Regions from separate parts of the Homo sapiens genome. Here region 2 is linked to region 1. A link is a loop called in an ENCODE intact Hi-C map of the cell type or tissue named here. Cell type or tissue: PC-3. All regions are shown on one strand. Region 1 overlaps ADK (adenosine kinase). Region 2 overlaps ADK (adenosine kinase).

Region 1 (5,000 bases):
TCACTGCACCCCAACCTGGGTAACAGAGTAGGACCCTGTCTCAAAAACAAAAATTGATTAAAAAGTTAAGAATATTTATCCATATTTATTCTAAGGTACTTCACATACTTCAAATATTTGAAGTACCTTAGAATAAATCTGACAGAAGTTGTGTAGGGCCTGCACATTGAAAATGACAAAACAATGCTGAGAAATATAAAAGAAGCCTAAATAAATAGACATAAAGTGTTCAAAGGTCAGAAGATTCAATATTATCAGTTCTGCAGGAATTTTTCTATTAATTCATTGGAATACTAATAAAAATTCTAGCAGATTTTTCTTATAGAAACTGACAAGCTGCTTCTAAAATTTATATGGAAATTCAAAGGACCTAGGTTAGCAAAAACTCAACTTTGAAAAAGAAGAACAAAGCCAGAGGATTTATACTACCTGATTTCAAAATTTATTATAGAATGATAATAACCAAGACACTATGGTATTAGCATATAGACAAATAGATCAATGGAACTGAACAGAGTCCAGAAATAAACCTACTTCTGTATAGCCAACTGATTTTTGACACAGGTGCCCAAACAATCCCATCAAGAAAGGACACTTTAACAAATTGTGTGAAAAAAAAGCATTTCAACCTTTACCTTACACTATCTACAAAAATTCACTTGAAATGAATCACAGACATAAATGTAAGGAATAAAATCCTAAAACTCTTGAGGAGAAAACATAGAAGAAAATCTTAGTGATCTTGGGTTTGCTAAAGATCACTTAGTAAGAGGTAAAAAGTATGAACTTTTCTTTTTTAAAAATTTATTTATTTTTGAGACAGTGTCTCACTATCACCCAGGCTGGAGTGCAGTGGCACACTCATGGCTCACTGCAGCCTCGACCTTCTGGGCTGAAGCTCTTCTCCCACCTCAGCTTTCCTCTAATTCTTGCATTTTTTTGTAGAGATGCTCAGGTTGGTCTTGAACTCTTGGGCTCAAGTAATCTGCCCGCCTTGGCCTCCCAAAGCACTGGGATTACATGTATAAGTTACCACACTTGGCTAAGAATGCAACTTTTATAGAAGAAAAAATAATCTGAACTTTGTCACAATTAAATACTTGGTACCTCAATAACAAGAAACAACTCAACACAAAGTAGGCAAAAGTATTTAACATTTTAGCAAAGAAGATAGATGCCAAATAAGCAAATGAAAAAATGTTCAATATCATTATTCATTAAAGAAATGCAAATTAAAATCACAATTAGATACCACTGCACACTCGCAGAATGGCTAAAACTGAAAAGACTGACTATAACAAGTGTTGGCAAGGGTGTGATCAACTGGAACTCTCACACACTAATTGTGGGAATGTAAAATGCTAAGACCACTTTCCCAAACCATCTGTCAGTCTTAAAAAGCTAAACATGTGCATATCATATGATCCGTTCTATTTCTAGGTATTTACCCAAGGTAGGTGAAAGCACATATCCACACAAAGACTTGTAAATGAATGTTCACAGCAGCTTTATTTGTAATAGCCCCAAACTGGAAACAATCCAAAAGGGGATGAGAAGGAGCAGGAAGGCATGATTAGAAAAGGCCATGGGAGCAGTGGATATGTCCATAGTGATGGTTTCATGGGTGTACACATATGTCCAAAGTTATACAATTGTAAACTTTAGATTCATACCGTTTATTGTATGTCTATTATGCCACAATAAAACTGTGAAAAAAGAAAAAAAGGATAATTGCAAATAAGACAGGTCAAGAGCAGAAGAATCTGGGCTACCTTCCCCTTAGGGGAAACCTGAGCTGCTGAGCTGCTGCAGTTAACACTCAAATACTCAGAAGAGCAGATAATAATGAGAAACTGTGCTGCAGCTAGGCTTCTGGGCCTTCCCTGAGGCCCTGGGCAGCCTGAGGGGGATGAAGGTTAATTGAGAAGCTGTGGTATAATGACCTGTAGAGAACATTATAAGTGATTTATGTCCTCCTTCTTCTACCATTCTGACCACACAGACTTTTCCCAGTCAGATTTGGGGAATGCTCTGTATTAGATGAAACAAATAAGTATTCCCAACCAAAGAATAAAATTAAAATGGTTAATAGAATGATGTATTTTAAAGACATTTGCTGAGACTGTAAAATCACTCTCTCAAGAGGTTTAGTAAGAGTATTTTATCACCAAGTTTTCAGGTAACAGTCAAAAGTCAATATTAACTTTTCTGCCAAACTGTGAGGCGAAAATGCTCAGTCCACACAGTGAATGGAGCAGATGCCAAATTCAGAGTCAGATCAGCTTACAATGCAAACATGTCTATTAGACGCCTTATAAGCAACATCTGTTTTCTTCATTCCGCCTGGTATGATCATTGTGAGAAAAAGAAAAAGCTCATGTTTATGAAATATTTTTGTGAAGCAAAACCACCAGCATCCTTTTTCTAAGAGAACTAGATGATGAATGAAGTATTCTGAAGAATCTTTTGCTTTGACAAGTGGAGAACCTGGATGCTGAAAAAAGCTAAGACCTTTGCCCAAGGTGAATGTCAGTTTTTCAATAATCTATTTTTAAAAACCAACTAAAATGAAATACAGATACTACATAATCAGTTATAAGTGGAATCTTCAAAAAGTATCTGATGTGAATCTTGAAAGCTGTATAAAATTGTTTAAATAAACAAAGGGAGCTTATATTTAAATAATTGTAGGGAATCCTTTTATAATGGAAGTAAACATCCCCAAGATACTTTTTTATTTTGAAAAATATACGTAACATAAAATTTACTATTTTAACAAATTTTAAATGCACAATTCAGTGACATTAAGTACATTCACAATGTGCAACTACTACCTCTATGCATTTTTAGAAGTTTTTCATCACCCCAAAAGAAACTCTGTACCCATTAAACAATAACTCCCCACTCCTCTTTACTTCTAGCCCCTGGTAACTGCTACTCTACTTTTGTCTCTATAAATTTGCCTATTCTAGGTACCTCATATAAGTGAGATCATACAATATTTGTCTTTTTGTGTCTAGCTTATTTCACTTAGCATAATGTTTCCCAATATAATCTTAGTTTAGATTTTTAATTATTAGCCTGCTTAAAATGTATTTTATTTGAAAAGGATTCCAAATTCAGAAAAAAGTTGCAGGAATAAAAATAGTACAAAAAGCATCTGCATATCATCTACCCAGGTGCACAATATTGTTAACATTTTGCACCATTTGCATGTACTCTTTCTCTGCATACAATTTTATTTCCCTGAACTATTTGAGAGGAAGTTACATTTACAATGTCTTTTTACTTCTGAAAACTTCAGTGTATCTTTTCTGAGAATAAGGATATTCTCTTACATAGCTACAGTGTGGACATCAACATCAACTTCAGTAACACTGTTATCTAATCTACTGTCCATATTTCAATTTAGTCAATTACCCAATAATATCCTTTATGGAAATTTTCTCCTCTGGAACAGAGTCTAGTTCAGGATTTAACTGTGGTATCTTTATAGTTTTTAAAAATCTGGAACATTTCCTCAGATTTTGACTTTTGAGATACGGACATTTTTGAAGAATATAGTCATAACTTACCTCACCTCATTTTTAATTTATTTGTTATTTATTTGAGACAGGGTCTTACTCTGATTGCCCAGGCTGGAGTGCAGTGGCATAATTTTTTTTGGCTCACTGCAGCCTCAACTCCCTAGGCTCAGGTGATTCTCCTACCTCTGCCTCCCGGGTAGCTGGGACCACAGGTGCACACCACAACGCCTGGCTAATTTTTTTGTACTTTTAGTAGATGGGGTTTTGTCATGTTGCCCAGGCTGGTCTCGAACTCCTGGACTCAAGCAATCCACCCGCCTCAGCCTCCTAAAGTGCTGGGATTACAGGTGTGAGCCACTGTGTCTGACGCGCTTATCCCATTACTTATTTATTTTCCCATTTTTAATAGACTGATTCTAATTTTGGATTTGTCTAATATTTTCTCATGATTAAGTTCAGACTATGCACACCCAGGCAGACTACTACACACATTATGATGGATCCTTCTCAAAGTGTCACATTTAGAGGCACATCATGTCCATCTGCTGTGCACTGGTGATAGGAATTCTGACCACCTGATCAAGGTGTTGTCCTACTTCTCCATTGTATAGTACCTATTTTTTCCCTTGCATCTAACAAGCAGTTTGTGAATAGACAATTTAAGATCACATAGGCCAGGCACGGTGGCTCACACGTGTAATCCCAACACTTTGGGAGTCCGAGGCAGGCAGATCATGAGGTCAGGAGTTTGAGACCAGCCTGGCCAACATGGTGAAACCTCGTCTCTACTAAAAATACAAAAATTTGCCAGGTGTTATGGCACTTGCTTGTAATCCCAGCTACTTGGGAGGCTGAGGCAGGAGAACTGCTTGAACTCAGGAGGCAGAGGTCACAGTGAGCCGAGATCATGTCACTGCACTCCAGCCTGGGCAACAAGAGTAAAACTCCATCTCAAAAAAAAAGAAAAAAGAAAGAAAGAGACCAGAGAGAGAGAGAGGAAGGAAGGAAGGAAGGAAGGAAGGAAGGAAGGAAGGAAGGAAGGAAAGAAGGAAGGAAGACAGACTGAGCAAATCCTCAAATCAAATTAGGCTGGCCATGGTGGCTCCTGCCTGTAATCTCAGCACTTTGGGAGGCCGAGGGGGGCGGATCACAAGGTCAGGAGTTCAAGACCAGCCTGGTCAATATGATGAAACCCTGTCTCTACTAAAAATACAAAAATTAGCTGGGCATGGTGGCGGGTGCCTGTAGTCCCAGCTACTTGGGAAACTGAGGCAGGAGAATCGCTTGAATCCGGGATGCAGAGGTTGCAGTGAGCTGAGATCACGCCACTGCACTCCAGCCGAGGCGACAGAGACTCCATCTCAAAAAAAAAAAAAAATCACATAAATATTCTGTTCTTTATCAAAAGTCCCAACCCCCTCCCAGATTGAGTATCCACTCATAATTTTTAACTGAAGCAACTCATACTGTGAT
Region 2 (5,000 bases), 61 kb after region 1:
TAGCAATTGGGGACTTTGTGATCTTTTTGGGAGTTCAATTACTATTAGAGTAAGTATTAATATAAAGAAAGCAGAAATCATTCAGGGGTCACAAAACAGTGGTAGTAGCACTTGCAGCTTTTTGACACAGGTATAATATTTAGAGAAACACCTTTCTCCCTTTCACAAAACCTATATTTCCATTTCATTATTAAATAAATATTATGTTTTAGATTAAGAAATAAAATCTTCAATGTTGTTCAATATTGCACTTTACTAATTAAAAAATCATCAGGTAAGAGACTCCATATAAGAATGGTAGGAATTACTCTGATGCATGAAAATGAAATGACACACTAGAGAACCTCAAACACTGAAGAAAACTGAAACACTTGCAAAAATATACTGAACAGAGAAGTAGAAAAATACCATAAATATAAGGGAGAACCAGAAATCTTTGAGTTTAGAATTTATGGGCACATATGGATAAAAGACAGTACATTTGCCTTGGGGCAGGGGGTAGGGGATGGACAATTAAACAATTAGAAGAGAAAAACTGCAAATAAATTAGAAGAATACAATTTTGAAACAAAAATTCTAGACAAGCTGATACAGAAAACTTAGTGCTAACAAAGGAATAATACAAAAGTGAAACACAGTGGGCTGCTCTGTACTACCTAGAAGTTAATATTAAATATTTAATTCCCCAAAGAGGAAATTCCCACATGACTAGTTGGATAAGACGTGGGCTAAAGGAATTTAGAGAAGCACCAGATAAAAGAAAATGTGCATACATATAATTAACATTTTACAGAAGGGCAGCAAAAGTGTTTTTTAAAATAAAACCAGGCCGGGTATGGTGGCTCATGTCTGCAATTCCAGCACTTTTGGGAGGCCAAGGCAAGAGGATCACTTGAGGCCAGAAGGTAAGACCAGCTTGGGCAACATACAAAGCCCCATCTCTACAAAAAAATTAAAAAATTAGCTGGGTGTGGTGTCACTTGTTCTCCTAGCTACTCAGGAGCCTGAGGCGGGAGCACTGCTCCAGCCCAGGAGTTCGAGGTTACAGTGATCTATGATTGCATCCCTGAACTCCAGCCTGGGTGGCAGAGCAAGACCCTGCCTCAAAAATAAACAAACAAATAAAAAAACCAATTCTTTCACTTAAGTCAAAGTTTGAACAATAGCTTGTTTTAACTTTTTGTTTATACTTGGTTTAAATCCTAAATTGAGACCTTTCATTCTGAGCATTAGTTTTATTACAAGACTAGAATATAAACATAAAGGAAAATGGGGCCACTGTACACCGTATCCATTGCCCCTCTTAACTGAACTCATCCCTGTGGGAAGACTGAATCTGTTCATAAGAACTGTACTTCCTATCTGATTAATATCAGATTAAACCTTCAAGAGGAGCTCTTACAGAGCATCTGGTTGAATGTGGTACAGATGCCTGGTCAGGGTTATTCCTGCTCTTTAACAGTTTCCCAAGCAATCCAGAAGGACAGAAAAATATTAATACGGATTAAAGTAGGTTGCAGGTACTAATGGCAGCCTAGGTAATTCAGACCAACTGTCTTATCAAGAATTAGAACATCTGGACATATTTTTAAAAAATCTGTTTGAAGGCATTGAAGTCCTAACAAAAGAATGAAGAATTACCAGGCTATAATACAGAGGATGATAGAAACCCAGAGAAGTGAGTCTGGTGTTTGATGCTAGGAGGACAAAGTCTGGAACCCAGTCTGTCAAGAGTAATGGGCCTAGTTAAAATCTCCTTATCTCAGGGTGGGAATCAAAAGGATTAAGGGTGTGTGAACAGGCAGTAGAAAGACCTAGACAAGGGATTGTAGCTTAGCCTCTAATCATCTAAATCTTTAAACTTAGATGAAGATAAATATAGTGTGCCAATGTCCCCATGCCTGCCAAAAGCAAACATGAATCATCCTATACTTCAAATTATTTCTATAAGCAATTTTGCAAATACAACATATCACCCACAATAAAAAATAAACAGTAATACAAAGAGGCAAGCAGGAAATTAAAACCAGCAGAAATTACAGCTTAATAAAGCAGTTCCAGATATTGAACTTAACAAACAGAAACTTTGAAATAGCAAGAGTTAAAGATAAAATCGAGAATTTTAACAGAGGACTAGAATACAACAGGTTTAAATGGAAATTGAAAGTAAAAATTTAGTGGATAGTTTTAATAGAAGCTTAGACACAACTTAAAAAAGAATTAGTGAACTGGAAGATAGAACAGAAGAAAATACCCACAATGAAGCCCAGTGAAGACAGATAAGATGCATTCTATATAGTTTCCCAAAGTAGAACTAGAACCTATGGGTAAAAGTGATCAAGAAGGCAAATTTATGTCCAAGAGAAGGAAAAAGTTTCTAACAATTTAGGGTTTATAAAACCAAATTAAATGGACCTCTCAGGTTGTGAATGTTTTAGAGAGGGTTTCTGACTTGAGTTGGGAATGAGATAAGATGACCCCTCTGTCCCTTTCAATTTTAAGACCTTAGGATTTAGGCTAAGCATGGTGAGTCATGCCTGTAATCCCAGCACTTTAGGAGGCTGAGGTGGGTGGATTGCTTGAGGCCAGGAATTTGAGACCAGCCTGAGCAACATAGTGAGATGCCTGTCTCCACTAAAAATAAAAAAAGTTAGCCAGATATGGTGGCACACACCTGTAGTCCTAGCTACTTAGGAGGCTGAGGTAAGAGGATCCTTTGAACCCAGGAGTTTGAGGCTACAGTGAGCTATGATCATGCTACTGCACTCCAGCCTGGGTGATAGTGACTGAGTGAGACCCTGTCTTAAAAAAAAAAAAAAAAAAAAAAAAGAACTTAAGATTTTATAAGAATTCAGAGAGTGATCAGGTAGAAAAATTAAACTCAGGAGAATAAGTTTTGAAAGACCACAGTATGATCCAATAAATGTAAAAGTATATATATTATGTGTGAATGCAAGCACTCAGTAGAAAGATGTCTAGAAGTAATCACTAAATTGTTAACAAGGGTTATCTCTGGGGATAATTTTAGTAAATATTTTATAAGAGGGAATATGGTAAAGATGATATCAGTAACCATGAGATCAGAGTATTGCAACTAAGGGTATTACATTAGAGGAGGGGTTCTCAAACTTTTTCTCTTAAAAAATTATTGAGGTCAGGTGCACTGGCTCATACCTGTAATACCAGTACTTTGGGAAGCCAAGGCAGGAGGATTGCTTGAGCCCAGAAGTTTGAAACCAGCCTGGGCAACATAGTGAGACCCTGTCTCTTTTTAAATTAAAAAAAAAAAAAAAAAAATTGAGTGCATCAAAAAATGTAAGCCAGGAAAAAAAAGAAAAAAAAATTGAGGACTCCAAATAGATTTTGTGTGAGTCATATTTATTAATATTTACTGTATTAGAAAATAAAATGATCTCAGAAAATTTCTGAATAAACCTACATTTTAACATATTTTCATAAGAATAACTATATATTCCAAACAAAAATATTAGTAGAGAGTATGACATTTAAGTTTTTGCTAATCTCTTTAATATCTGGTTAACAGAAGTCAGCTGGATTCTTAACATTTGCTTCAGTATTCAATCTGTTGTGATATCATACATTATGTAGTCTCTGGAAAACTCTACTGTCATTGAGAGTCAAAAAGGCAAATAATATATTTGAATTACTGTGAAGTAGTTTTGATTTCATAGAAGAGATTCCTTGAAAGAGCCTCAGAAAGGGCACCCCCAGTGAGTCTATACTTTGAGAACCACTGCATTAGATTAAGGGCTATAGCTGTCACTATGCTGGGAAGGTGGCCCTGTTCACTTTAGATAAGGTATAATTACCAGGTATGTGTCAGTTCTGTTGTGCTCACAGCTGTGGCTAGTGGGATAGGCCAATAAGGAATTCATGTTCTGCAACTTAGAAAAGATCCCGAACAGTGCTTATGTGAAAGCAAGCTGGCCAACAAGAATATTTTAGACTTCCCTAGTCAGATAAAGTACCACTGTGCTGATCCTTTTATGTAGTAATGGGCCTGAATTACATATCCCAACCTGTAATTGCTTTTTCATTGTTGGAAACAAGTTTTATATAAATGCATTAGACAAACTATACTAGCTGAAGCCTGACATGGAAGAACTAACAAAGGTCTCCAAAGTGAAGGCAGACTTATCTCCATATTAGAATACTGATAACTTAAGACCAAGATAGAAACCCAACCCAAGATAGATGGGGATCTGAAACCTGCAAAGCATGGCAGCTGCCCCTTTCTGGACCACCAAAAAATTATTTATTTATTTTTAATTTTTAAAAAGTTATTTTTTTTAGTAGAGACGGGGTCTTGCTATGTTGCCCAGGGTGGTCTCAAACTCCTGGGCTCAAGGGATCCTTCTGCCTCAGCCTGGGATTTTAGGCATGGGCCATTATGCCTAGCCAAGAGAAATATTTAAAAATAAAATAGTAAAGGGTCCACAGCCTACCTTCTACTATGAAAAGCATGATTTGGCCCATTTGATGAGAAAGAAAATGAACAAGCCCTTGAGACTCTCTTCTACTAGGCCCCTAACTTTTGAAGACTTAAAATAACCCAGTCACAGGTGTTGCAGACACCATTTTCTTCCTTAATTGGGAAGTCAAAGGCTCTATTTCAGATAATTTACTACAACAGTTTGGTGCCAGAGTATTTTTAATCTTTTTCCCATGGTATTACATCCTGACAGTGAAATAATATTTTATATTTGCCTACGCTTTAAAAATAAAAAGTCTGAGAGAATGGTCTCTATGAAATAAGAATTATATCCTATTCATCAAATAATTCTCTTAATATGACATTCCCATTACATTAACATCTAGACCTGGGCTTGTTAAAATATGGCCTGTGGGCCAAATCTGGCTAGCTGCCTATTTTTATAAATAGAGTTTTATTGGAATACAGCCACACCCATTTGTTTATATACAGCTGTTTTCACGCTACAGAGGGAGAGTTGAGCACTTGCAATGGAGGTAGTATGCCC

What was found. A loop is a pair of places that touch in the nucleus more often than their neighbours do. Peaks named below come from ENCODE experiments on the same cell type or tissue, not always from the same donor. Only the 100,000 strongest peaks of a DNase experiment are listed, where the experiment ranks them.
Region 2: a loop joins it to region 1, with 3.0 times the contacts of the local background. A loop is called at or near these places in 2 of 110 quality-filtered maps.

The regions. Positions count from the first base shown.
Region 1 is chr10:74,702,096-74,707,095 of GRCh38, reverse strand. The region is part of intron 10 of ADK (adenosine kinase); the gene reads right to left. Among named protein-coding and RNA genes, the nearest start is that of KAT6B, 120 kb to the left of the region's middle. In PC-3, no CTCF peak of the experiment used is centred here; a DNase peak (open chromatin) is centred at 2,255; H3K27ac peaks cover 553 bases.
Region 2 is chr10:74,640,657-74,645,656 of GRCh38, reverse strand. The region is part of intron 9 of ADK (adenosine kinase); the gene reads right to left. It also overlaps the pseudogene NDUFA8P1. Among named protein-coding and RNA genes, the nearest start is that of ADK-AS1, 110 kb to the right of the region's middle. In PC-3, no CTCF peak of the experiment used is centred here; DNase peaks (open chromatin) are centred at 1,896 and 2,556; H3K4me3 peaks cover 483 bases; H3K27ac peaks cover 1,742 bases.